2 separate regions of the Homo sapiens genome follow, and region 2 is linked to region 1. Evidence: chromatin loops called from intact Hi-C (ENCODE). Cell type or tissue: sigmoid colon. All regions are shown on one strand.

Region 1 (8,000 bases):
TCTTTGTGGACAGCTCTCAAAACTGTAATGGCTTACATTTGTATAGAGCTTCACGGTTTGCAGAGCCCTTTTGCCAATGTTGAATCCTTCTCTCTTACTCATCAGGTTTCAGGCAATAGATGGCTTTTGGTTTTCTGGACCTTAGCCTCTCAGAACCTGATTATACCAATAGACATGGGGAGTGGGTTGGTGGACCAGTCACTGAGGAGGCTTAGCAATGTGCATGTCTGCCCTGATGACTCCCCTTGCTTCTGTAGGTGGGAGGCCACCCCATGGACCGCGTGCTCCTCCTCGTGTGGGGGGGGCATCCAGAGCCGGGCAGTTTCCTGTGTGGAGGAGGACATCCAGGGGCATGTCACTTCAGTGGAAGAGTGGAAATGCATGTACACCCCTAAGATGCCCATCGCGCAGCCCTGCAACATTTTTGACTGCCCTAAATGGCTGGCACAGGAGTGGTCTCCGGTAACTGTGCCTTCTTTCTTTGTTCATTAGGAGAGTAAGTCCACTCTTCCCTCTCATCATCATGGCCCCACCGGGTACCCTGAGCAGCTCCACACTCTTCTTGAGGTGTCTAGAAGCCTACCAGCTTAGCTCCTGGAGTAGGAATGCCCCAAATCCAGCATGACCAAAAGTAAATGATGTTTTTTTAAAGTGTCTTTCTTCAAGTTTCTTCAAGAAGCCTCTATTGTTCCCCAGATAATGTTCCCTCAAATAGCACGGGGAAGCAACTGCCTTTCAAGGGTAATTGAGGCTGAATGAATGATCCCGAATCTGTAAAAGCTGCTTTGATGATAGAGCTCAGTAGACCAGAAGTTTGATTTCATTTTGTATGTATTATGCTTTGTATCCGAAAGGGTCTAAGTGGATTAATATTAAAACTATGTATATTAATCATTGGAGAAGGGGGAAGAGGAAATGAAAATAGCACAAAAATTAAAATTGGAACGAAGTAAGATAATTAAAACAAAAAACTTATAGATGTTAGGAAACCTGCTGTAATTAAACATAAAATGTCATTCAGGGTTTCCTGACTGCTAATGCAGAAAGGAAAATCGTAAAGGAAACAGAAAGATGAAATAAGCCATTGTGCCCTCCGCCTCAGAAATGACAAAAGACTCTTCACTGAGCCCTGTGGCTTCATGGCAGCAGATCAGAGCTGTGACATTTTCTACATCTAGACATGCTACCAGACATGGGGAACCATTAGAGGTGCAATCTACATTGGGCATCTGGTCATTCAATCTGTTTTTTTAAATGTTATTTTTGCCTTTCAATGTAATCAATTGGATTAACAATGCTGCAATATAATTTAGCTATAATCGTAGTTTAAATTTTTTGATATCCATGTAGGGGTATTTCCCATATTTTTGGAAGTAGCGGTCATTAGCAAAGTAACTAAATAAAATACAGTGCTGGTAGTCAAAATTAAGCACACTCTACAGTCTCTTTTCTCCTTTCTTCTTTTTGGTGCTTGGTTTGAGACTTTGCACACAGTGGGTACTTAAAGATTGCTGACTGATTAATCCAAAGCTATGGAATTGAAAGTGATTTAATTTTCAGCGAGCTTCACCTCAAATAGCCAAATAGAACAAAGATCCCTTGACTGGTAAGAAGTGGTATAAATTTACCAGGAGTCCTCGTGTGGGGGGGGGGGGCGGGGAAAAAGAAAACTTAGATTAAAAGTTTTCGATGGGAAGTGAAGAAAAGTAAACAAGGCTTTGCCTACGAGTCTCCTCTCTCTTGCAATCTCTTTCCAGTGCACAGTGACATGTGGCCAGGGCCTCAGATACCGTGTGGTCCTCTGCATCGACCATCGAGGAATGCACACAGGAGGCTGTAGCCCAAAAACAAAGCCCCACATAAAAGAGGAATGCATCGTACCCACTCCCTGCTATAAACCCAAAGGTAACTTGACAGGTGCTCTATTACCAGCCTGTTAATTGTTGTGTGTAGTCAGGTGTGTTTTAAACTCCTTGGAATATTTTTAAGTATCCCAAGTATTCTTAGTAAGAATTCTTTATAACTTAAACTCTACTAAAGGAATTTGATTATCTTAAAGAATCTTTCAAGTGATTTTGATTGCAAAATTTCATTAACCACTACATGTAGAAATATATTTATATAATTATCTCCCAAGTCATAAAGTTGTTTGAGGACTATTGCTGAAGAATACGGATGTACCTGCTTAAAGGGAGACCAGATATTCTAGAAATATATGTTTGATTTACTATCCACATTTCTTGCCTTTAAAAACAAGGGAGTGAATCCAAGTATGTCTATTTTGCTAAGGCTGAAGTACATTGGGAAGTCTCATACTTCAAACTGATGAAACAGAAAACTGTCACTTTTTATATTGAAAATTAAAACATTAATATGAGACTGAATTCCAGAACCATAATTTAAAATATATCAGAATTTAAAAGATATTGCAATAATTTATAAAAAAGAAATTTTAGGAAAGTGTAGAACTAAGCATTTAGTGAGCCAGACTTATAATTACACTGGATATCTCAGATTAGCAAGAATATGAATTTGATTTCTGTACAAGTATTGTTACTTGTCTGTGTCAATGGAAAAGAAAAATTCAAAGTCACAAACCATTCAGAAGTAAAGAACTCTTTAAACCCCCTTTAATTTTTAATATTAAATATGGCTCCCATTTCTTTATTTTTTAAGCCATTAAATTTCTCTGAAAAATCAGTCACAGTGTAGCTCTTTATTATACTATAGGTGGCCCTAATTGCAACTGAATGGCATCATAAAATCTAAATTAATGATATAAAAGGAAACAAAAAAAAACAGAAATCCTGATTAACTTTAATAAATGCATCTCTCTCGAAGCCTTGGTTTCCTCCTCTGTAAAATGGGTGTAATAATAGTATCTAAATCAGAGATCATGCGTAGGTTAAATGAGATATAACATAAACAGGGTGGTTAACCTAGTGCCTGCAATATAGTAACTTCTACATACAGTAAGTTACTTTTAACTCCTGACTATCGTCAGTGCCCTCAACTATGGGAGGAGGTTGCCACAGGTGCGTCTGACAGGATTTAGTTCAAAACAGCAATAAAGTATTACAAGCTTACTATGAGTGCCAAACTGAATGCTTCCTTATTGAAAGACAGAGAGCTAACTATGCCACCAGAGACAGCTTCATTTACTGAGGTTTTTTTTGTTTTTTTTTTTTGAGACGGAGTCTCACTCTGTTGCCCAGGCTGGAGTTCAGTGGCGTGATCTCGGCTCACTGCAACCTCTGCCTCCCAGGCTGAGGCGATTCTCCTACTTCAGCCTCCGGAGTAACTGGGATTACAGGCGCATGCTGCCGTGCCCAGCTAATTTTTTGTATTTTTTTTTTTTGGTAGAGACGGGGTTTCACCTTGTTGCCCAGGCTGGTCTCGAACTCCTGAGCTCAGGTAATCGCCTCGGCCTCCCAAAGTGCTAGGATTACAGGCGTGAGCCTCCACGCCCAGCCGACTGAGTCATTTACTGGGATAGTTGGAGTAGTTGTAAAATGATGTATGTATAGGTACGGTGTTGCTGTGTTTAAAATGTTAGCAAATCATTTTGGCTTTGGCAGTTTTATATTTCTCACTTGCTTTGTTTTTTGACTATAAATAATTGCTGTGCATAGAGAACAAGAAGTGATGCCCCTAACTTAAAATAGTCAATTGTTTATTAGCTTTATCTTTACCAAGCCACTTCAGAGAAAGAAAAGCAGTTTGCAGTTAACTATCAAGAATCAAGTCTGGATTTTCACAACCAAGGAGTGAGCCTGGCTCTCTAAACATCATTAAAATACCATATAATTCTATGGTGCATATATGTATAGACATATTTCTTTCATCTTTGCAATTGTATGTTATAAAATGGTGATAGAGCATCATTGGCTCATACTATAAAGGCAAATATCCCCATAAATGACCCTAATAAATATGCTAGAATGGGAATCTTGGCAGTTACTTCTGTAAGAGCCGTTAGAACATCCCTCTTCATTTTTCTCCTCCACAATTTTTTTCCCAGGAAGTAACTAGGAAGTTTGTTTTGAATTGTTTGGCCAAAGCTAGATAAATAGGTGAAATAAGTCAAATTATGTGTTATGAACCCTCATTTGCACATATTCCAATTGTCAGTGAGCCTTGGGGTAGTACTGAATGAGTCAGATATCTAAATCAATGTTTTGTGAATTTCAGAGTGAAAGAGTTTGTTTTTGGCAATGTGACATAGATCACACTTAGCTAAAAGGCAAAAAAAAAAAAGTTAGAATTTATGAAAATATCACAATATAATTGACTGTACTTTGTTTTCCAAGGTAAATGCTGCTCTATCTTTTCAAGAGGGAATGGTAAAAAGATACTTCGATGATTCTTTATATGCATATTGAGCTAGTGCTCCTACACTTACAACTTTCATAATAAAATGACTTTCCTTTGCTATTCATCATAATAAAGAGAAAGCTTGCACACAAACTAGTATTATTAAACATTTTAAAATTCGACTTTATTTTTCTAGATATAACCATCATCAGAGGCAGCAATTTACCCAAAAACTTATTCGTGTTGGTCAACGTAGTAACTTCTTGGTGAGGAGAATAAGGAATTTTCCTAAAATCCCAGATTGGTTCTAACCTCTTCTTTTGTATGTGCATGCACTGAATTCTCAGAGAAACTTCCAGTCGAGGCCAAGTTGCCATGGTTCAAACAAGCTCAAGAGCTAGAAGAAGGAGCTGCTGTGTCAGAGGAGCCCTCGTAAGTTGTAAAAGCACAGACTGTTCTATATTTGAAACTGTTTTGTTTAAAGAAAGCAGTGTCTCACTGGTTGTAGCTTTCATGGGTTCTGAACTAAGTGTAATCATCTCACCAAAGCTTTTTGGCTCTCAAATTAAAGATTGATTAGTTTCAAAAAGTGTTTGTCAAAGCTGATGATTGCATTGTAAATACTTCTGTTTTGCCTAAAGTAAGAAAATGAAGGTGTAGTGCTTACCCTCTTCTCCAAAATCTGACCTCCTCTCTTCTCTGCGCAAGGGGCCAAAGGTGAGAAGGCCCAGGCTGCAGCTGATGATATAACATAGATTTGATGCCAAAGTCTGAGCTGCTTTTCACACTCTCCCAGTTTTGCAATACAGTCACAAAAATTAAAGAGCAAGTAAAGTATACCTGAGGGCAAAGGAAGTTCATTAACTTTTCTTTTCCCTTTCTTCCTGGGATTGGTATCAGGGATGGACCTGCTTATTTGCCCCACTTGATTATGTCCCATGTCTACTCAATTTTATCAAGTCCATGGAATCTGTAAAACCGTGAGGCCCAGATTTGCCAGTGTCTTCAGAAGAGGAAACAAATAGGAGAGACAAAAGTAGATTAAGTGGATGATTGATAAGTTTATGTATTGATTTCATTAGAAAACACTGATAGGCATAGCTGCTACATCACTTTTACAAACGAGGGGATACAATTGATTGAAAAATTTCATCTATGACCCAAGAAATTTCTCAGGTTGAAAAATTTTCTAAATTAATTCATTTAATGTAAGTTCTAAGCTCTGTGCTATTCACTGGCACTTAAGATAACTCATCCACCCTCCAAGAGTTAATAGTGGAGCATGTAGGATATAAAATGATTTCCAAATTTTACTGGAGATATAAATTAACGTTGCAACCTATTTAAATGCAATTTAGAATTTTCTCAGATTCATTCTGTTTGAATCTAAATCTGATGTGGTTTGCCAGAACACAACTGTGTTCCTGAGTGCACAAGAAATCCAAAATATAGATTTGTACCATAACCAAAGGTCACTTGTAAAGAAACTATATTCTGTCATTTGATTTCACATACACCAAAAGGATGCACACATTAGAAAACACTTTTTTTCCCTATTTTTTTTTTTTGAGATAGGGTCTCACTCTGTCACCCGGGCATGGATGTAGTGGCACGGTCATAACTCACTGCAGCTTTCACCTGCCAGGCTCAATGAATTCTCTCACCTCAGCCTACCGAGTAGCTGGGACTACAGGTGCAGGCCACCACACCAGGCTATGTTTTTAATTTTTTTTGCAGAGACTGGGGTTCTCCATGTTTCCCAGGCTGGTCTCAAACTCCTGACCTCAAGCAATCCGCCTGCCTCAGCCTCCCAAAGTACTGGGATTGCAGGCGTGAGCCACAGCGCCTGGCCCGGGAAAACACATATTTTTACTTAGAAGGATAATTAAGCAAACATAAATTATTTCTGTACTGTAAAGTTACTACAGCAAACTTTTTGACTTCTTTGAGAAAAAGCAACTAACCACTGCAGAACTTTGGAGGAAAGGGAGTGATTAAAGATCACAGTGTAACCTTGGAATGAAAATATAAAGGCTTACAATTTTTTGCTTCTCCTCTGCCAGTACCTGATTTGACAGGCCTTTTTGTTGCTGAGGAGTAAATAAGCAGTTCTTTTTAGGGGGGCATTAATAACTTCTTAATCCAGTAAGGTCCTATTTAAGACACAGAAAGATGCTATGTAATTAGAGCTGGTGACTCCTTTTATATCCTATTGGGTTAAATCTATTTGAAACCAGTTATGTTTTATTTTACCTAAATAAACTCTTTTCCCCTTGTACACTGTATTTTGTCACTTGGACTAAAGCGTAATCCTATGTATAATCTTGCGTTCTGGCTGATGGTAAATAATAATACAAAATTGAAAGTAAATGGAAACATCTTACATCGATAAGCATCTTCCCATTATTAGATGCCTTTCAGATGAAAGCTATCAGTGGAGTTTAATGCATCCACAGAAGCATTACATAGACCATCGTCAACCATATTTTGTCATGAATATTTTCTACTAAAGATCCGATTAAGATGCATTACGTTTAACTTTAATCTTAATAAAATCTTTAAAGTAGTTAAAAAAGTTTTAGCCATTGAAAGTATAGCCATATATTAAACTATTAAAATTTACTCTTAGTGTAATGAAATTGCCATCTTGGCATGATTAATCTGAATTGGAGTAGATTGTAATTGGAGTGCTGGTGCAGGGTAAGGGAAATGTATACTATTGTGCTCAGAATAATAATTACTTTTATACCAAAATAAAATAAATGACAGCTGTAGAATAATGTAATGAAAGGTATATGGTTTCTACATTTTAATACACTTTATGTGTTTAGTGCACTGCACCCTAAGAAACGTCCTAAGTGTCACTTTTTTTTATCTATATTGATTTTGAATTTAAAAAACATAATGTTGCATGGCCTTAATTCCATCTTTTCTTAAACCACATAGACCGTTTCTAAATGTATGTAACAACCTATAATTACTCTCTGAAGCATATTGAAAAAATGATCAACTGTCAGCAAGTCATTCCTTCCCCCCACCAAGGAGACTCACACTGCTTAAATTAAATGGTAATGTTTAGAAGCTGTGGCTGTCACTTCTGAACTGCTACAGTGAGGCAAGAACAGTGGTCCACAACTATTATCTCTTGCTTTGGCTCCAGCTAACATTGGAGAGTTCTGTGGTAAAGCAGTAAATATCATTTATTTCCGTATATGGAAAGTGAAAATATTATCACCAGCCTATCTCATTATGTAATACAGAAAAATCACCAGATGAATGTCTTCAGCTTATGAAGATAACCTTGTTCGATGTTAGATACTTTTAGTAAACCCAAAATGTAAGGACAAGATTGGTTAGCACTCAGGCCAAACATATGTTGGGAAGTAACCGCTTTAAGATGTTTAGAAGAAAACAATGATAAAAGACTAAAAACTGAATTGCCAAGAAATAAATAACACGTTATAGACCAGAAGAATGTACCAACAGCCAACATTGTGGTTGCAGTAAACACCATGCACAAGATATAAATCCAGATATCAATTTCATAGAACCACTGAAATAAATATGGAGATTGGCTCACATGGTGGTAATATGTAGATAGATTCATTATATAAAGCTGAATCTTCAACTCAAAAATACTTCTACATGTTGATTTTTTTTCCCTCAACAACAGATTGGTTTGTTAT
Region 2 (8,000 bases), 86 kb after region 1:
TAAAATGAGGTAATGGTGATAGAGACTGCTTTGACTACTCTAGGTAGGAAGGTTAGGGATGGCCTCTCCACACAGCTGAGAATGGAATTGAACCTGGATTATTCAAGAGACTCAGCCACATGAAGATCTAAGAGAAGAATGGTGCAGGTAGAGAGAACAGCAAATGCGAAGGCCCTGTGGGAGAAACAAGCTTGACATGTTTGAGGAACAAAACAACAAAAAAAAAGTCTGGCTGGAGTACACAGGGAAAGGGGGGGTGTCGTAAAATATAAGATTACAGAGGTGTACAACGCTTCTCTTGCTCTGCTATACATTCACCTAGCTAGAACCATGCTTGGTTCATGATTGGCATTTAATAAATTTATGTGGAATGAATTAATAAAGTTGGAAGGATTTAAGCTAGACAATGTCTAAGTTCCACCAGGGCAGGAACCAGAATCTGTAGCGGTTTGCAGGGCAGGGTTAGAGGAGTATAGATTATATTCTCATTGCAAGGGAACGTCATTGGAGGGTTTTAAGCATGGAAATTGTGTGATCACATTTATGCTTTGAAAACGTCACTCTTGCTATGGTGTGGAGAATAGAGTGTAGAGAAGACAATATGGGGTTTCCAACAGGAGGAAGGAACTCTTTTTCAAATGATCACATTTGAGTGTATCATCTATATCCTGCTAGAAACGCTATTTCTTAGTCCATTCCGGCTGCTAAAACAAAATACCGTAGACTGAGTAGCTTATCAATGACAGAAATTTATTTCTCACAGTTCTGGAGGGTAGAAAGTCCAAGGTCAGGGTGCTGGCAGATTCGGTGTCTAGTGAGAACCCTCTTTCTGGTTCATAGATGGTGCTCTGTAGCTGTGTCCTCCACATGATGGAAGGGGCAAGGCAGCTCTCTGGAACCTCTTTTAGAGGATACTTATCCCATTCTTGAGGGTTCCACCGTCATGACCTAATCATCTCCCAAAAGTCCTCACCCCTAATACTATCACCTTGGGAGTTAGGATTTCAGCGTGTGAATTTAGGGGAGTGGCAGGGAGGACACAGACATTCAGACCAAAGCACCAATAAAAGGCAAGAGATGATGGATTATGGTATGCTGATTTCTTATTTATTTTAGAAGTATAGCTTATATGTTTTGTAAGTAAACCTGACCTTATTTGGCCATGACTTGGATGTCAGGGGAAGGGTGGTAAAAAAAAGGAAAAACTCAGGGGCCAAAGTTTTTGTCCTGGATGTGGCACAATTAAATGAATGGGGAAGACTGAGAGAGAAGTAGGTTTGGGATGAGGTTGGAAGGGCAGTATTAAGAGTTCCATTTTAGGCATGTTTAATTCAAGATGCCTATTTGCATTTAAGTGGACATGTTGAGTAGGCATAGGGGAGAGGTCAGAGCTTAAAATTAAAATTTTTGATTTATCAGCACAAACTTGTTTCTTTCCAACAATTGTGGTTTCAGAAAAATTACAGTAAGTTCATGGAAGAATCTTAGTAATTCACAGAATGGAAAGTATTGTGGAGAATATAGTCCCCAAATTTGGCAAATCCTTAGGAGTCAGTAATCCACGTGGTTAGTTGGCTACTTATAAAAAGAAAGAATGAACAAGAAAAGTTTAGAACTGATCTGATTATAGTATAACTTGTTGGTTCGATGTAAGAATTTGACAGCAGTAAGAGAAGGTCGAACCTAAAAAATCATGCAAAACACTGTAAAACTAAATTTAAAACCTTAGTTATCCATAGCAACAGGATTATTCTAGATAAATGGAATTCTTAGCCACTAATTTAAATTTCTCCTAAGTACCAACTTCAATTCAATGCCACAGACATTTATTGAGAACATTCACAGGAGGCATTATTCTAGGCAGTGCGGGTACAAAATTAGTTAAAGAAGTGAAATCCTTTAATGTCTTATTGAATTGCTACCAAATGAGGGCTAAAATTAAAATTTGCTTCTTCAATACAGAAGAGCCCACAGAGTCACTGAAATGAGCCACAAAGAAGACAAAGGCTTAGGCCAGTTACTTGAATCATTAGCTCTGAGACCATAGATTTTGTTCTTAATCAAGCCCAAACGACACACTAGAAAAGCCCTTAGAAGGAGCTGGTAGGACTTGTAATGAGTAACAGGTGGTCTAGCTTCATGGCATTGTCTAAGAGCTATGTTTAAATGTTGCCTCTCAGAAATCAGAGTTTAGGGAGAACTCCTTAAATTTTCCAGGGTCACTAGAATATAGATGAACTACTTTAAATTCTACTCTCCAACCTGAATCATGGGCTGGCTCCTGCCAGTCAGGGATGGTCACAAGAGTGGAAGCTAAGAATTGAATGGCAAAGCCCAGTTGGGTGAAAGACTAAGACCAGGCTCTCGGCAGGCTTGGTGCTGATCAGGCTGGGAGCCCTCCTCATGAAGCAACGGTCACACTACCCTCCATTGGGTCTGCAAGCACGCAGGAGTTGCTACAACCACGGAGGAGAGAAGCTGAGTTTGGACTTTTTCTCCAGCTGCGTCCAGAGCATGGTGTCCAGTAGGAGCTTAGCAAATGTTGCAATGAATGGCAATAAACAAATTCTAGCCCCTGTGTGGCCTTCATTGGATTGTTTACCTCTCTGAGCCTCAGCTTTTTTTTTTTTTTTTTTTCTGTAAAGTGGAAATAAGACCTAGCTTGTAGGGTCATTTCACATTTTTTGTTAGCCTTCAATGCTTCAATGGGTAGGTAGTTGATCCCAGCACTAAGAAAATACATCCTTTTTCCTAGGGGACTCAATTATTTTTTTAAATTTGAAATGAAAAAAATAAAGGTTTCTCACCATTGATTTTAATAATTTAAAAGACTCTAAGACTAAAAGGCTTAACTAGACAAAGTTGATTGCTTTTCTAACATCATTATCCACTAGCTCTGTGACCTCAAGCCATTCACAACTGCAAACAAAAGGCATGTTTGCTCCGGTGGGGTCCAAACAACCACTGGTCGTAACAGAGACCTCTCTGGGTCCCGGATTTTCCTTTCCATGTTTATTACCATTGGGTATGGTGAGAGAACATTCATTTGTAGAAGTGGTTCTAAGCCCTGGAGACACAATAGAATTATCTGGGGAAAAATTACTTGGAAGAAGATTATACCGATATCTTTCTTAAAAACAAAACAAAAACTGGTACCTGGGAGCCACATCCCAGAATATCTGATTTGATGGGTCTGAAGTGAGGCCCAGGCATCGGTACTTTTTAAAAGCTCCCCAGGAGACCTTGAGGTGCATGCAAGGTTGAGACCACTGAGTAAGAAGGTGAAAGCTGGGCTGCAGCTATGTTCTGACTGTACCCAAGGACACTGGTATCACCATCATAACCTTGACTGCCGGCAAAAAACCCCATAGCCATTCTGAGTACAACTTACTAAACAAAGACCAACGTGAGTTCTGAGAGGGGCACTCCTCCAGCAAAGCAGGTACTTCAGCACAAACTCTCACGCTTTTTAAAACCAGGCTTGATCTCTCAGCAAGCCCAAAGGCAGCAAGCTAATGACAAGAAACTATTCTGGAAGAAATCAGCAGGCTCCCTAAAATTTTACAATAAAATATCCCCACCACAGAGTAGTCGTGGGTTGAACTCTTAGCTAGGGTTATGTCAGACTGAAAGTGATAGAAAACCCAAAATAACATTGGCTTTAAAAAGATAGAAAAGTCTTCCTCTCTCACATAAACACAGACAGTCCAGAGCAGATATGGTGGTTTCACAGTCAGGAAGCCAGGCTTCTAACTTTTTGTTTGTGACAGCCCAAGATGGAAGCTTACATTTCAGACATCACGTTCACATTCCAGCCAGCAGCGAGGAGAAAGAGAAGGGAAGAGATGCCACACCATCTTTTTGGGCACTTCCCTGAAAGCACACACAACCCTTCCGTTTATATCCCATCGGCCAGCATCAAGTCAAATGGCTGTGTCTGTCTTCAAGGGAGATTGACAAATATAGTCTTTATGCCGAAATGTGGTATGCCCAGTGAAAAGCTGGGGACTCCTTTGCTCTGAAAAGGAAGGGACATATATTTGAAAATAGCCAACAGTCTGTGCTTCAGGGGGCCTCCCTCCCACTTCATGCCCCTGGATCATAACTATTCAGTTACATGTAAACAATGTTTTATTGGGGTTCCTCTGAAAACCACTGACATGAGGCCATTTTTCTTGCATCCCAAATTTCAGTGGCTCTGGCTCCCACTGCCCTAAGAAATCATCAGTCCTGCAAGAAGAGTATTCCAGGGGGGTCCTTAAGAAAACCAGACCCTAAATCTAATGCCCATTCCGTGTGGTAGAGTGCCTTCACTTAGAGAAAGGGCTGTCTTTTCTGCAAATTAATTCCTCCAGATTTATACTGATGGCGGGAGCTCTCTCCTGTTCATTCTGGAAGCAGCACAGATTATTTTCCCTGGATCGTAAATATGCTGAACACTCTATTATACTAACCTTTTAAACCAGTTGTCTTGGATGGGACTGCAAATCATAGTTCAGGAGCAACTTTCTAAGATTTAAAGGCCCCAGAAATTCCTGGATGCTCTAGTTAAATACCTGGGATTAAGAGTGGAGAGGGTAGATCTTGCTACAAAATTCATCTCAAAGAGAAGAAACAAAATCCTTTGGGCCGATTCCTGGTTTTTCTTCTTCTTCTGGATTTTTTTTTCTTCCTTTACTCTGCCAAATTAAGATAAGAATTAGCAGTCAGACTGCCTTCCCATATTGGGTCTACTTTTTCTTCTTTCCTTCTTTCTTTCCCCAGTGTTCCAGAACGTGTGGCGGGGGTGTTCAGAAACGTGAGGTTCTTTGCAAGCAGCGCATGGCTGATGGCAGCTTCCTGGAGCTTCCTGAGACCTTCTGTTCAGCTTCAAAACCTGCCTGCCAGCAAGCATGCAAGAAAGATGACTGTCCCAGCGAGTGGCTTCTCTCAGACTGGACAGAGGTATGTATGTTCCTCCGAAGAGAATGAAAGAGATCCAAGTAGGAAAAGAAGGCACCCCAGACATATACATAGAAAAGGCAAGAAGAGAACAAAACAATCTTCCTAATATTATGGAATAGTATTTTTGTAACCATATATACCGTAGTGTGTAACTAGCTTTTAACGAGGCTGCAGGGACCTGAGTTACGCAGCCAGCCCTTACCCAACAATCGGAAGCTTGGAATTGTAAATGGGCTCCTCGTGGAACAAAACCAGACCTCATTGGTGCTGTTTTGGCCCCAGGATTCTTTTCCACACACTGGGTTCTTCTCCTTCTATCTCCACACCACCCCCTCCTCCTGACCTCCCTGTACCTCTTACTCCCAGATGTTTCTGTCTCTATTCAGGAAGGGCAAAGCCTCTCTAGCAAGTCTCTTCCAAGTTACTGGACAATAAAGGACATGATTTATTAGGAAAAGAAGGCCAAGGAAATCCTGCCTGTTTACTGTTAGTTTCCTGGCTCTAAAATACTTCAACTGCTTCCTATCAAGAGAATTTGATTTCCCTTGTTGTCCTGCACTTTGGGAAGTGATTGCTTCAGCATTCACCATTCCCGACTTTATCTGCTAAGTTAGAGACATACCTCTGACTAACCTATCTTTCTAAATAATGCCTCTCCTAATTCTAGCGTACGCCAATTCATTTACACCTAGCTTCAAGTCCTTTGTTTTCAGCCACTACCACTTCGAGTTGCCTTCGACTTCTCCACCTCCATAGACCTGTGTGTCTTCCATGGAGAAGTCCCCCAAAATTGTTGCCTCACAAGAAGATTTAGCCAAGAACAGAATCACTAGACCTGAAGTGAAAATGTCTGTAAAGCCAGATTCAAGACCTTCCTTTTTCTAGCATATAAGCATTTGAATTTGCCTTCCTAACCCCAGTGCCTTTTTTTTTTTTTTTTTTTTTTTTTTTTGGATAGTATACAACTCACAGGAGGGAGCTGCTGCTGCTTGAAATACCTCACAGAGATACTTGCTTACAGAGGGCAAAGCGGCCTGTGAAAATTAAGATCCAGCTCTCTCAACATAGGTTCTTAGAATTCTTGCCCATATCTTATCAACCCACATAGAATTCCATGAGATGGTGCCTGCTAAGTGCATTGCAATTAAGAGTTAACTTACATTACGACAGGTTTTATAACTTGGCAGTAAAACTGCTTCTTGTGGTATCTCATGCCAAATGTCTCAGAACGTTTGGGGAATTATTTTCTCATGCTTTCTAAATTTGATTTCAAGATATAAAGTGTGTAAAATGAGCATGTGTACATTTGTGTGTGTGTGCATGTGCATGTTAGTGACAATTTTTCCGTGGGAATGTTGATTTGGGGTATGGCATTTGAAGAACAGAGGTAGGTGTATTTGCCAAGTGGCTCTAGGTGAAAACATTCTCTCAGTGGAGTATTATAAAAGGAATTGCTCCCCTAAATCTATCAGGTAATAGTCTGTCATGAGTGGACTGCTGAGGAAGGGACTTGTGTGTGTTATAATTGTCTTCCTGTGTTCCTGGAGTTTGTGGCCTTTGAAGCATATGAGACAGAGAAGATTCAGAAAATGTTCTTTTGTGCCTGCAGATTTGAGGGGGACCTTTGAGATTTTGGGACTAAGAAAAAGGTCCCATTGGTCCCATTAAGTACAGTAGGCCTTCAGAACAGTATCATGTGTTGTTAAGAGTTCAGACTCAAAGACAGGCAAACCTAGGTTCAAATCCTGACTCTGCCACTTACTGGCTGTATAACCTTGGGCTAATTATTTAACCTTTTTGGCTTTAGGTTGCTTATCTGTATAATGGAAATATAATAGTATCCATCATGTAGGTGGGAGGATGAAATTAAATATAATTTAATATATATTGCATGTAAAATACTTTGTGCCTACTAAAAGTGAACCCTTATGATTGTCTTCCATTTGGGCTCACTTGTCATGAGAAGGAAAGGAAATGAAAGGAAGCACTCACCATGGCTGGCTGGGCCTGAGGCCACAGCTTAGGTCTCCTACAGGCTCTCCTGGTCTTCCTCAAGAGGAAGTTCTATTTTGGGAACTGGGAGGAGGTAGCCCTTATCCAACGAATGTTACTAGCTTCTGAGCTATCTGGGTTAATGAATGGAGATTCCAAACATTGAGGAGGGGCTGGGAATGGTGGGAAGTAATCACTGAATTGTTGGGATTAAACTCAAACTGGTGCCATATTGAAGTGCTCCTGGAGGTGTTCACAAAGGCTCCACATTGACCCTGTCATCCTTATGACCATTCCCCTGGCCGTCTGGCTGAGATGAGATGTGCATGCCACACCTCCCATGAGACTGCCCTTGGAGAAGGGAAGACCTAAATGATCTATGGGTGTTTTTCATCCTCCACTATCTGGGCTCAATCTCATGGTTACTGCACAGAATCCCATAGAGACAGAATTAAGCCAAAGTTTTAGACATTTCAAATAAAATTACTTACAGATTCTATTCTGGAAGTAAGACCTCTCAAAAGGCCATACTTCTTTTCTCTGAAAGAAACCCTCAATCTCCTGAAAGAGTTTGATATTAAATATTTTTAAATCCTATTTTATGGAAGTTGCTCCTTTCCCCCCAAAAAAAATTCTAAAAGAAAGAATAATTTTAGAGCTAGAAGGAGCTTGAAAGATCCTATAGCCTAATTACTTTGTTAAAAAATTAAGACCACAGAATGCTTTATCAAATCAAATGTTACTATGAAGCCAATAATCTTAAACAGATAAAATTAGAGCTGTTTTGGTTTAAGTTTGAGTAGGGGTCTCAGATCTCCAACGGCTGGGTCTCCTCATCACCTGAGAAGCCCCCGAATCACTTCCTCAACATAGTTATGGAACACAGTTTTAAAATCCCTGCTCTAGCTTAGCTTCCTTATTCCAGAGATATGGAAATTGAAGCTAGAGAAAGAGCTAGACTTGACCAAAGTCATAACCCAGTCTTCTGACCTGAAACTCTGTTTTTATGTTTCTACTTAGCAGCCTTAAAACGACCATGCTCTTTTAAATTTTCAGGCTTCTTA

Evidence for each region. Hi-C counts contacts between places; a loop is a spot of excess contacts. Peaks named below come from ENCODE experiments on the same cell type or tissue, not always from the same donor. Only the 100,000 strongest peaks of a DNase experiment are listed, where the experiment ranks them.
Region 2: a loop joins it to region 1, with 2.0 times the contacts of the local background. A loop is called at or near these places in 1 of 110 quality-filtered maps.

The regions. Positions count from the first base shown.
Region 1 is chr9:18,680,055-18,688,054 of GRCh38, forward strand. It overlaps ADAMTSL1 (ADAMTS like 1), which reads left to right. Exons shown (of 29, transcript NM_001040272.6): 11 at 258-462; 12 at 1,758-1,905; 13 at 4,662-4,746. The region is part of intron 1 of LOC102724102 (a long non-coding RNA gene); the gene reads right to left. Among named protein-coding and RNA genes, the nearest start is that of MIR3152, 110 kb to the left of the region's middle. In sigmoid colon, no CTCF peak of the experiment used is centred here; a DNase peak (open chromatin) is centred at 4,717; H3K27ac peaks cover 209 bases.
Region 2 is chr9:18,765,838-18,773,837 of GRCh38, forward strand. ADAMTSL1 (ADAMTS like 1) reads left to right here. Exons shown (of 29, transcript NM_001040272.6): 17 at 4,765-4,944. Among named protein-coding and RNA genes, the nearest start is that of MIR3152, 200 kb to the left of the region's middle. RefSeq lists enhancers at 3,451-3,670, 4,097-5,296. In sigmoid colon, no CTCF peak of the experiment used is centred here; DNase peaks (open chromatin) are centred at 4,854 and 5,165.